Linked DNA regions of Homo sapiens: region 1 is linked to region 2. A link is a loop called in an ENCODE intact Hi-C map of the cell type or tissue named here. Cell type or tissue: B cell. All regions are shown on one strand. Links, peaks and the distances in the headings refer to the core of each region. The heading gives the core; the rest is flanking DNA.

Region 1 (5,373 bases), core at 279-5,278, 870 kb after region 2:
ATGACTGAGAATCACCGACTTTGCCTCCTGTCTTGCAACCTCTGCCTCCTGGGTTCAAGCAATTCTTGTGCCTCAGCCTCTCAAGTAGCTGGGATTACAAGCATGCGCCACCATGCTCAGCTAATTTTTATATTTTTAGTAGAGACCAGCTTTTCCCATGTTGGCCAGGCTGGTCTCGAACTCCTGACCTCAGGTGATCCGCCCACCTCAGCCTCCCAAAGTGCTGGGATTCCAGGCATGAGCCACCAAACCCAGTCTCGTCTTGATTTCTTTCATAAAATCATTTGTTTGATGCCCAACTGGGCAGAAGATGAAGATGTTATATCGTGAGAGAAGACAGAACCTTGCCAGTCTTATAAAAAATGAAGGAAAGAGAAGGACAGAGGGACAGGAGGAAAGAGGGGGAAAGATTCGGGAGATCATGAGGGGTAGGGGATAAGAACGCATCATATCATAGCTAACTCTGCTGTTGTTGCTGTTGTTTGTTGTTGTTGTTCTTGTTGTTCTTTGAGATGGAGTCTCACTCTGTCACCCAGGCTGGAGTGCAGTGGCACGATCTCAGCTCACTGCAACCTCCACTTCCTGGGTTCAAGCAATTCTCCTGCCTCAGCCTCCCGAGTAGCTGGGATTACAGGCATGTGCCACCACACCAGGCTAATTTTTTGTATTTTTAGTGGAGACAGGGTTTCTCCATATTGGCCAGGCTGGTCTTGAACTCCTGACCTTATGATCTGCCCACCTTGGCCTCCCAAAGTGCTGGGATTACAGGCGTGAGCCACTGCGCCTGGCTATTTTTATTTTATTTTATTTTATTATTTTATTTTATTTTATTGAGACGGGGTCTTACCATGTTTTCCAGGCTGGAGTGCAGTAGTGCAATCAAAGCTCGCTGCAGCTTCAGGCTCCTGAACTCAAGGGATCCTCCTGCCTCAGCCTCCTGAGTAACTTGAACTACAGGTACTCCTCACGCCCAGTTTTTTGTTTTTTGTTTTTTTCTTTATAGAGGCCAGATTTGGCAATGTTGCCCAGGCTGGTCTTGAACTCCTGAGCTCAAATGATCCTTCCGCCTTGGCTTCCCAAAGCCCTGGGATTATAGGCATGAGCCACCATGCCTGGCCTTAACTCTGTTTAGACCAAAGCAGATCTTAACCAATGGATAGGCAAATAGGACTCAGGAGACACAGGAGAGTCATTTCTAGAGTCAAAAGCAGCCAATCATTGTCAATGAGGTTTAAGATTAGGGTAGTCCCAAATTATGCAATAAGGTGGGTTCCAAACATTGGTTGTTGCCTGGAGCTCAAAACATGTTTCCAAAAAAGGCAGTATCCTTTGAAGAAGTCCAACAAAACTGTGTGAATCTTGGTTCTATGTAACCTTGGGTAAGCAACAACCTCTCCGAGCCTTAAATAAAGATGACAATACCTTCTAAGAAGTGTATCTTGGCCGGGCATGGTGGCTCATGCCTGTAATTCCAGCACTTTGGAAGCCTGAGGCAGGAGGATCCCTTGAACTCAGGAGTTCAAGACCAGCCCAGGCAACATAGTGAGACCCTGTCTCTTTTAAAAAAAAATTAAAAATAATTAAAGGAAAAAGAAGAAGTATATCTCTCCTTTTTTTTTTTTCTTTTTGAGATGGGGTCTTGCACTGACGCCAGGCTGGAGTACAGTGGCGTGAACTCAGCTCACTGCAAGCTCCACCTCCCAGGTTCAAGTGATTCTCCTACCTCAGCCTCCCGAGTAGCTGGGACTACAGGCATGCACCACCACGCCCAGCTAATTTTTGTATTTTTAGTAGAGATGGGGTTTCACCACGTTGGCCAGGATGGCCTCTATCTCTTGACCTCGTGATCTGCCCACCTCGGCCTCCAAAGGCAGGAGGATCACTTGAGCCCAGGAGTTTGAGACCAGCCTGGGCAACATAGTGAGATCCCATCTCTATTTTAATAAAAAATTAAAACAAAAAAAGGCTCCAATATATGGCAGATAGAATTACAGAGAAAAGCCACAGTAGCTAATAACCGGCAATGCACTGAAAATAGACAACTGTGCTAAAAAGACCATAGAAACCGAACAATAGTGTACTGCACGATGCTTGCAGAGGAAAGGGATCTAGAGTTTCAACCCCTAGCAGTAGAAGTGGATTGTTGCAGCAAGTACAGCCTCAGCTGTCATCTGTGCCCTAGGGCAGGGTTCAGTAGGTTAGGCGTTAAGAGACAGTGTACCTCATAAGAAGTGGTCAGGTTTCTTTCTGAGTTTCAGTTCTTCATTTATAGAAAGAGGATAGTAACGCACACTGTACACAGATTGTAGAAGACTAAAAATAGACCAGTATCAAAAATATTAAAAATTTTGAAAAATTCAAAATAAGATAGACCCTATTCCCAAACTATTTTCTGGAACATCAGCTGTATGGGCTATTAATAGGAATTACCAAAAAGGAAGTTTCCACACTCAAATAAAAATGGGAAATGCTGGCCGGGCGCAGCAGCTCACTCTTGTAATCCCAGCACTTTGGGAGGCCAAGGCAGGTGGATCACCTGAGGTTAGGAGTTTGAGACCAGCCTGGCCAACATGGCGAAACCCCGTCTCTACTAAAAATACAAAAACATTAGCCAGGCATGGTGGCAGTTGCCTGTAATCCCAGCTATTTAGGAGGATAAGTCAGGAGAATCGATTGAACCCAGGAGGCAGAAGTTGCAGTAAGCCGAGATCATTCCACTGCACTCCAGCCTGGGCAAAAGAGCAAGACTTCGTCTCAAAAAATAAAAAGGGGGGCCGGGCGCGGTGGCTCACACCTGTAATCAGAGCACTTTGGGAGGCCGAGGTGGGGGGATCACTTGAGGTCAGGAGTTTGAGACCAGCCTGACCAACATGGAGAAACCCCATCTCTACTAAAAATACAAAACTAGCTGGACATGGTGGCACATGTCCGTAATCCCAGCTACTTGGGAGGTTGAGGCAGAAGAATTGCTTGAACCCAGGAGGCAGAGGTTGCAGTGAGCCGAGATCACGCCATTGCACTCCAGCCTGGGCAACAAGAGCGAAACTCTGTCTCAAAAAAAAAGGAAATGCTAGGTCACAAGGAGGTCTCATACATCATCGGTTGACATAGAAATATATGCAAATTTGCAATATCTTCCAACATTTTAAATGCACATCTCCTTGGACATGGCAATCCTGCTAATGAGATGAAGGAGAAACACTAAATGAATTTTTCTTTTTTTTTTTTTATGAGGCAGAGTCTCACTCTGTCGCCCAGGCTAGAGTACAGTGGTGCGATCTCGGCTCACTGCAACCTCCGCCTCCCAGGTTCAGGTGATTCTCCTGCCTCAGCCTCCTGAGTAGCTGGGATTACAGACATGCACCACCACAGCCGGCTAATTTTTGTATTTTTAATAGAGACAGGGTTTCACCATGTTGGTCAGGCTGGTCTCGAACTCCTGACCTCATGATCCGCTCACCTCAGGCTCCCAAAGTACTGGGATTACAGGCGTGAGCCACCGCGCCCAGAATCTAAATGGATTTCTTATTGTAGGACTTCTTCAAGACAATAATGTGATATGTAGCATCTCCCAAACATATTTAAACTCAGATTCCTCTTCTTACGAGACATCTCCTGGGACTAGAGTTCCAAGGAAGACATTTGGAAACACTCAATTAAACCATGCGTGAGAGAGCTCCTAGCACAGATGGTTTTCCAGAAGACTTTATTTTCTTCTGCTGGTCCCAAGATTGGCCTCAGACCTCTTATCCCATCATCACCATCTGTTCCTTATGACCAAAGTCTCTCTCTTCCCTGGCCAGCTACACAATCAGATATATTTCAGCAACTTCCCTCTGCCCTCCTTTCTCTGAAGTATAGATTCCTGTAGGAGTTTCCCAAAGATCTTTGTGGCTCATAGTCATGAGGAATAAAAAACAAAAATGTTTTCTCCTCCAATGTCCTCTTTATTCATTTTGTCTCTGTAAGGAATGGCAAGGTCAAACAGATATAAGAGGTGAGGCTGTGTATGTGAAAGACCCCAAGCAAAATTCACTAAATTTCAAAGAAAAATTAGATGATATGCCAGACGCGGTGGCTCACACCCGTAATCCCAGCACTTTAGGAGGCTGAGTAGGGCAGATCACCTGAGGTCAGGAATTCCAGACCAGCCTGACCAACATGGAGAAACCCTGTCTCTACTAAAAACACAAAATTAGCCGGGCGGGTTGGCACATGCCTTTAATCCCAGCTACTCAGGAGGCTGAGGCAGGAGAATCCCTTGAATAGTGACATGGGAATCTCAACAAGGAGGACCTCGTATGCCGTATACAGTGGAGCACTGGTAACTGGATACTACCTACACAAGTGAGGTCTGAAAGTAATCCCTACATGAATGAACAAAACTAACTGGATGTACATTGAGCATAAGTCAGTAAGTCATAGTGACTGCCTTGAGAATTAAAAATATAGAGAGATCTTGGCAAGAAGCAGGCCCAGCTGAGTAAGGCTATCTTGTTTGATGAAGTAAGGAAGGCTATCTTATTTTCTCATGTCTTACCCAGTTGAGTAAGGCTATCTTGTTTTCTCATGTCACAGCGACAGTATGAGAGTCTCCTTAAAAGAAATTCCTAGTGAAGACAGGGCACGGTGACTCACGCCTGTAATCCTAGCACTTTGGGAGGCCGAGGCAGGAGGATTGCCTGAGCTCAGGAGTTCGAGACCAGCCTGGGCAACATGATGAAACCCCATCTCTACTAAAACTTAAAAAAAAAAATTAGCCGGGCATAGTGGTGGGCACCTGTAGTCCCAGCTACTTGGGAGGCTGAGGGAGGAGAATCACTTGAACCCGGGAGGCAGAAGTTGCAGTGAGCCTAGATAGAGCCACTGCACTCCAGCCTGGCTACAGAGCGAGACTCCATCTCCAAAAAAAAAAGAAAAAGAAAGAAATTCCTAGTGAAATACCTTTTGCTCTACTGAGCAAAGTTTCAATGCCTTCTTTGAGGTACTGAATCCCAGCAGGCTGCTAGGGGAAGATTATTTTTCTAGCAGCATTTGTCAATAGATCTGTATCCTATTATAATCTACACAAACAGGCGTGTGGTGTGTGTGTGTGTGTGTGTGTGTGTGTGTGTGTGTGTGTGTGTATATATATATTTTTTTTTTTTTTAGAGAGGGAGTATTGCTTTGCTGCCCAGGCAGGCCTCAAACTCCTTGCTTCAAGCAATTCTCCCTCCTCGGCCTCCCAAAGTGCTGGGGTTACAGGTGTGAGCCTCCACATCTGGCTATCTCTGTTTTCTTCATCTTGATAGTGGTGTTCCTGACCAGCTATTTGGGGTTTTTTGCTGACTCTAAAGTCTCTGAAATTCCTTGAATACAAAGCGCAATGGAGGC
Region 2 (5,373 bases), core at 125-5,124:
TCCAACTAAACCATTTCCGTTGCACAACCTCCATTGTATGCCACTTTACACAGGGAAAAACGGGAGTAACGTGTTTAACCAGCAAGACAAGGCAGAGTGCAGTGGCGGAGCCCACGCTGGGGTGCGTGTCTCAACAACTGGCCTGGGTACTGCTTTGAGCCTCAGTGATGAGTCACTTTATTCATTCATTTATATGGCAAATTGTATGAAGCACCTGTGACGTGCAGGCAGTGTTCCAGGCACTGGAGATGCGTCCTGGTCCTCTTGCAAGTTATTTTGCTGTGGACCAGCCTCTATGAGAATCAGGCACATAGGCAGAGGTATCCAGGGTCAGGGGCCTTCTAGGAAAGGCTGATCGCAGAGCTAAGGCAAGAAGCTCGCTGAGGTCAGCCCACGTGGTGTCAGGAGTGGAGGCGGAGAGGCCCCAGCTGCAGAAACACAGGCACCTCCTTGCTTGTTGAGGTTTGTTTTAGGAGCTGTCAGGGAAGAAGGGAGGGAAATGGGGCACTAAAAATACCCACGGATGTTTCCAGAAACCTCTGATGTCTGGGCTCCCACTGTGGATAGCCTGCCAGATGGCTGTGTCTCCCTCAGAGCTGTGAAACCCACCAGTGTCAAGGTTGGATCAAAGGCGCTTTATGGCAACCGGTCAAAGAATCAACCAGAACAGCTTGGCGTGTAGGCAATCTGCCCAGGCCTGACCAGCCATGCCCCTCATGAAGAGGCCACATTGCCATTAGATATCCAAATTATAAGTGACTTCCAGATGCAACCCCAGTGAGCATCCTCTTCTGACTGTCCTCTGTTGCCACCCTTGGGGCTCTGCTTCCAGCTCTTTCAGCTCTATGTGGAGATTGGCAGCCCCCAGTGTGCTCTTGGGCCTGGAGGGACTCTACACAGCTCCACACTCGGGCTCCCTTGTTCATCCCAGCAGCGGCGAGCTTGGCAAAGCCAGGAAGTCTGGGATGAGGCCCAGGAGTGTCTCCCTCAGCCTGCACGCAGCAGCTGATAGGAAACCACAGCTGCCAGCAGCAGCGGCTGCAGAATGCTTGTGAGGGGCACCCTGCTCATAGCCATGGCTCCTGGGACAGGACGGAGCATGAGCCTCCAGCAGAGGTGGGTGGGGGTGAAGGCGAGGAGGCAATAATGCCTGCCCCTGATGCGCAGGGACGCAGGTGCCAGGCTGTGCTGGGGAGCTGTTCTAGAAGCCTAGCCTGGACTGGAAGGGCCCTGCCTGTGGGGGTTAGGGCAGGATCAGAGGAGTTGGGCAGGCAGAACTTTCTCCTGGGGAAGCACAAGTCAGAGGCGGTGGATGGGTGTCTTAGATAGGTCCTTCTGAATGCAGACACTGAGGCAAGACTTCAAGCACAAATCATTTATTTAGGAGGTTAGGCCAGGAAGCATGGATGGGGGAAGGGAGACAGATAAGGGAGGGAAGCAAGGGGGCTTATTAAGCCATTTGCCACAGTGGGCACCTGGAGCTTGATCCCACAGGGAGCTCCCGGAGACACTTTAGAACATGCCTTGGATTTAATCCATCTACGGGACGAGGAAGCTGGGCATTATCCAACAGTTCCTTGCTCATGATTGCTTGAGGCAGGCTTTCTGGGCAGTGACCTGGCACTCTGGATTCCCTGCAGGTGGACCTAGAAGGTTCCCCAAACCAGGCAAAAAGCAGAATGCCAGGGTTGGCAGTGAGCAGCCTCAGACATCGAGGGAAGTGTGGAGGGGATATGGGCTGAGTGCCAAGGCATCTTTATTAGGGAGTCTTGGCAAATAAGAGAACCTAAACATGGTGCTGCTGGGAGGTCAGGCCAGAGAGGGAGCCCAAAGAAGGTGAAGTGGTGGGCAGAGAATGAAGGAATTCCTGGAATTGAGAGATGACAGTTACCTCCCTTTTTAATGGAGTGCCTGAGCCTCTGCTGTGGAGGGGAGAAGATGCCACCTGCCACGGTGATTTGCTGGTCACTCTGGTCTCAAGGGGAAGCAGGACTATTTTCAGGTGGGCCATGCCTTTCCTCCTACCCCTTCCTAAGCACTTTTAGGAGTATCTGGAGTATGGAATAGGCCCTTTAACCCACAGAGCTGTGAATGACTTTTAATTAACAGGAAATGCTGTGGCACATAGCACATATAGCAGACATTGAATCTGTCTCTAATTAGAGACATTTTGAGGTTCTGAACAGCTCAAGTCTGCAATTCTCATTCTCCTTACATGCAGCCACTCGTGACAGAGGGAAGGGCCAGCACTGCTCCTGAGTCCTGGGCTCCTGGCTAAGGGTCCTCCTCCTCTTCCTCCTCTTCCTCCTCTTCCTCCTCCTTCTCTTCCTCCTCTTACTCCTCCTCCTCTTTCTCTTTTTCTTGCTCTTCCTCCTCCTTGTCCTCCTCCTCCTCTTTCTCGTCCTCTTCTTTCCCTTCTCCTCCTGCTCATCTTTTTTTCAAACTGGTTGCCACCTCTAAAATTATACTTTGCTAAACAACAAAAAAACCCTTAAATATAAAAAAATAAAGTGGTGGGAGGATGTGGTTTATTTTGGTCTGCTTTAGGTTCTGGGTGCATGAGCCAGTGCTTATTTTCAGATCTGTCTATTCCTCTTTCTGTGTCTTGTGATCTCACTTAACTCATCCTGCTAGAGTCAACAGATCTCTCCGTGCACAGGAAGCCAGACTATCAAGGCAGCAAAGAGTTTTAAGGCAGCTAAGTGAACAGTTTTGGTTTTTTAAGTGGAAAATTCTTTAAACGTGATGCTACATTTTACTTTTGATAGGTGACTAAAACAAATCCAGGAGATGGGAAATTCCATACCTGGTATTTCCTGAGGCCTGCCTAGCAATGGATCTGACCATTCTCTTTCCACCTGTGTGCTATCTTCCCGCTCTGAGCTGCCATCATCTCCATTGCTGTGATCACTGTCATAGCCTCCCTCCTCCACTTTGCCTCCCTGCAGTCTGCTCTCAACACAGCAGCCTGGGTGACCTGTGAGAACATGCCAGGTCAACTTTCTGCTCTGCTCAGAATTCCCCCACAGTTTCATGGATTGCAGAGGCTGCTCAGTGGGCTGTCCCACCCCATCTCTCTGGCCTCCCTCCTACTCTTCCCTGCTCTCACTCACTCACTCCCACCTCTCCTGCTGACCAGTCCCTTTGCTACATGCCTCAGGACCTTTGCACTTGCCGTCACTCTCTCTCTCTAGAATGTTCTTCTCTTGTTCTCTAGGTGGCTTATTCCTTCAGGTTCTTGTTGACTTGCTGCCTTCTCACTGAAGTTTTCTCCAATTTTTCTATTCAAAAGTGGACACTAAACCACCTTTCCTATTGCCATCTTGCTTTGTTTTCCTCCATAGCCCTGTGTACTATCTAATATAGTATACATTTTCTTCTTACTCATTTTGTTTACTGTCCATCTCTCAGTGAATGTGGCCTATTGAGAACAGGCATTTTATCTGAGTTTTCACTGCCTTATGTCCAGCACAGAACAGTGCCTGGCACATAGTCAATGTCCAAAAACACTTGTTGAATGAATCCGTGGCAGGCTTCAGGGTGGTAGGACAGGAAAGAGAAACACCTACTGGGCTTCCCTTAACCCAGAGGTTGCAGTCGGGAAGCCCACAGAGACATTTGCTTTAGCTTGCACGGTGTTTTTCAAAGACTCAAGTTAGTCATCAGTGCTGAAGAATACGGTGACTACATCTCAAAAGAAATAATAATAATATGGTGACTTCACACAACACCCAGATAACTGGCATAGCTTGAAAAATATAGAAAAATCAGAAGTGCCCCTTGCATATGGCAATACTGAGCAGTAGCCACTCGCCAAACCACTTTGATGGGCACCCTCTCCTGTTTCACTCACTACCCAGCCCCTGGTGGGCAGGTGAGTTCGAAGAAGGGGAGGAGGAGATGGAGGGAGAGGTAGGGGGCAAAAGACGGGGAGGAGGAGAGGGAGAGGAAGGTGGGGGCAGGAACCAGTGCAGCCCCCAGATGCTGCTTTGCCAGCGAGGGGAAAGTGCCCCTTGCATTTAGCTGCCCAGGTTCCCACTGGCAGCTGCTCACAGCGTCCTGGTCCCTCTGATCTTTGAGCTGTAAAGCCCTTTGTCACATCCAGGCTCCCTAGCAACAGCAGCCATACAGGCATGTGGTCAAGAATGGATGGGCACAAATGCAGCTTAGGAGAGGAAAGAAAATGTATCTGTTGTTAAAGTGCATACAATTCTCTACACACGTTAGAAGTTTCAAGCGGCTTTACAACATCAGTTTTGCTAAATCCGGCAATCCTATAGTGTCATTGGCTGAGTATTCCTGAGCACGTCTTACACATGCCAACCAGGGTGCTCACTGAACAGAACTAATTAAAGAAGAATAAAAAAAGATAAGGAGACATATTTAAGCTTCAACTTCTGAGTTATTATAATTAACAAGCAATAAGAAAAATGATATTACTTGTTCCTCATCTTGTATTTGTTACATCCTTTTATTCTAGGCACCTTCCCCACCTCCTGCATGGTTTTGCCTTTGAAGGAGCTTGGGCAGAAGTGCTAAGTCAACAGCCTCTGTTAGTAGATTTAGAAATAAGAAAAGAGGCCAGGTGCAGTAGCACAGGCCTGTAATCAGCACTTTGGGAGGCCAAGACAGGTGGATCACTTGAGGGCAGCAGTTTGAGACCAGGCTGGCCAAAATGGTGAAACCCTGTCTCTACTAAAAATACAAAACAAATTAGCTGGGCGTGGTGGCGCACACCTGTAGTCCCAGCAACTCGGGAGGCTGAGGCACAAGAATTGCTTGAACCTGGGAGACAGAGGTTGCAGTGAGCCAAGATCCCACCACTGCATTCCAGCCGGGGTGACAGAGCGAGACTCCATCTCAAAAAACAAAACAAAACAAAAAACCAAAAAAACCAAAACCAAAAACAAAACAAAACAAAAAAACCCCAAAAAACAAAGAAATAACAAAAGGCCTGTCAATTAGTTGAATTATCTATAAAATATTTCTTTTGCCTTATATGTCTGCAACATTGAAAAGATACAGATGTAACCTATTAACAGATGCAGGTTGCTATAAAATTACGTTTCTTTAAAATTTAAAATGCACACCTCCCTCCCATGTCCCCATCTGTCACGATCAACAGTTCTGATTTAAAACCTACACTTTGAAATTCGACTGCTTCGAATTATGAGAACCACGAATTTAGGTAATTGATTTCTTCTCTCAGATTATTCAGTGTATACCCTGGAAATATGATTAATTAGGCTTGCCTGTATAACAACACATACTGATTTGAGAAAAACTAATGCTGTGTTTAGTAACCTGGACCTTTAGTTTGGTTCTGCAAAGAAATTTCTTCACACTGCTGGGTGTATTATCTTTCCCTCAGTA

What was found. Hi-C counts contacts between places; a loop is a spot of excess contacts. Peaks named below come from ENCODE experiments on the same cell type or tissue, not always from the same donor. Only the 100,000 strongest peaks of a DNase experiment are listed, where the experiment ranks them.
Region 1: a loop joins it to region 2, with 20 times the contacts of the local background. A loop is called at or near these places in 1 of 110 quality-filtered maps.

Annotation. Positions count from the first base shown.
Region 1 is chr6:15,149,191-15,154,563 of GRCh38, forward strand. The region is part of intron 2 of LOC105374946 (a long non-coding RNA gene); the gene reads right to left. Among named protein-coding and RNA genes, the nearest start is that of JARID2-DT, 93 kb to the right of the region's middle. In B cell, for the core only: no CTCF peak of the experiment used is centred there; a DNase peak (open chromatin) is centred at 2,191.
Region 2 is chr6:14,274,586-14,279,958 of GRCh38, forward strand. No RefSeq gene overlaps it. Among named protein-coding and RNA genes, the nearest start is that of LINC01108, 8.2 kb to the right of the region's middle. In B cell, for the core only: no CTCF peak of the experiment used is centred there; DNase peaks (open chromatin) are centred at 1,236 and 2,596; H3K4me3 peaks cover 1,921 bases; H3K27ac peaks cover 4,261 bases.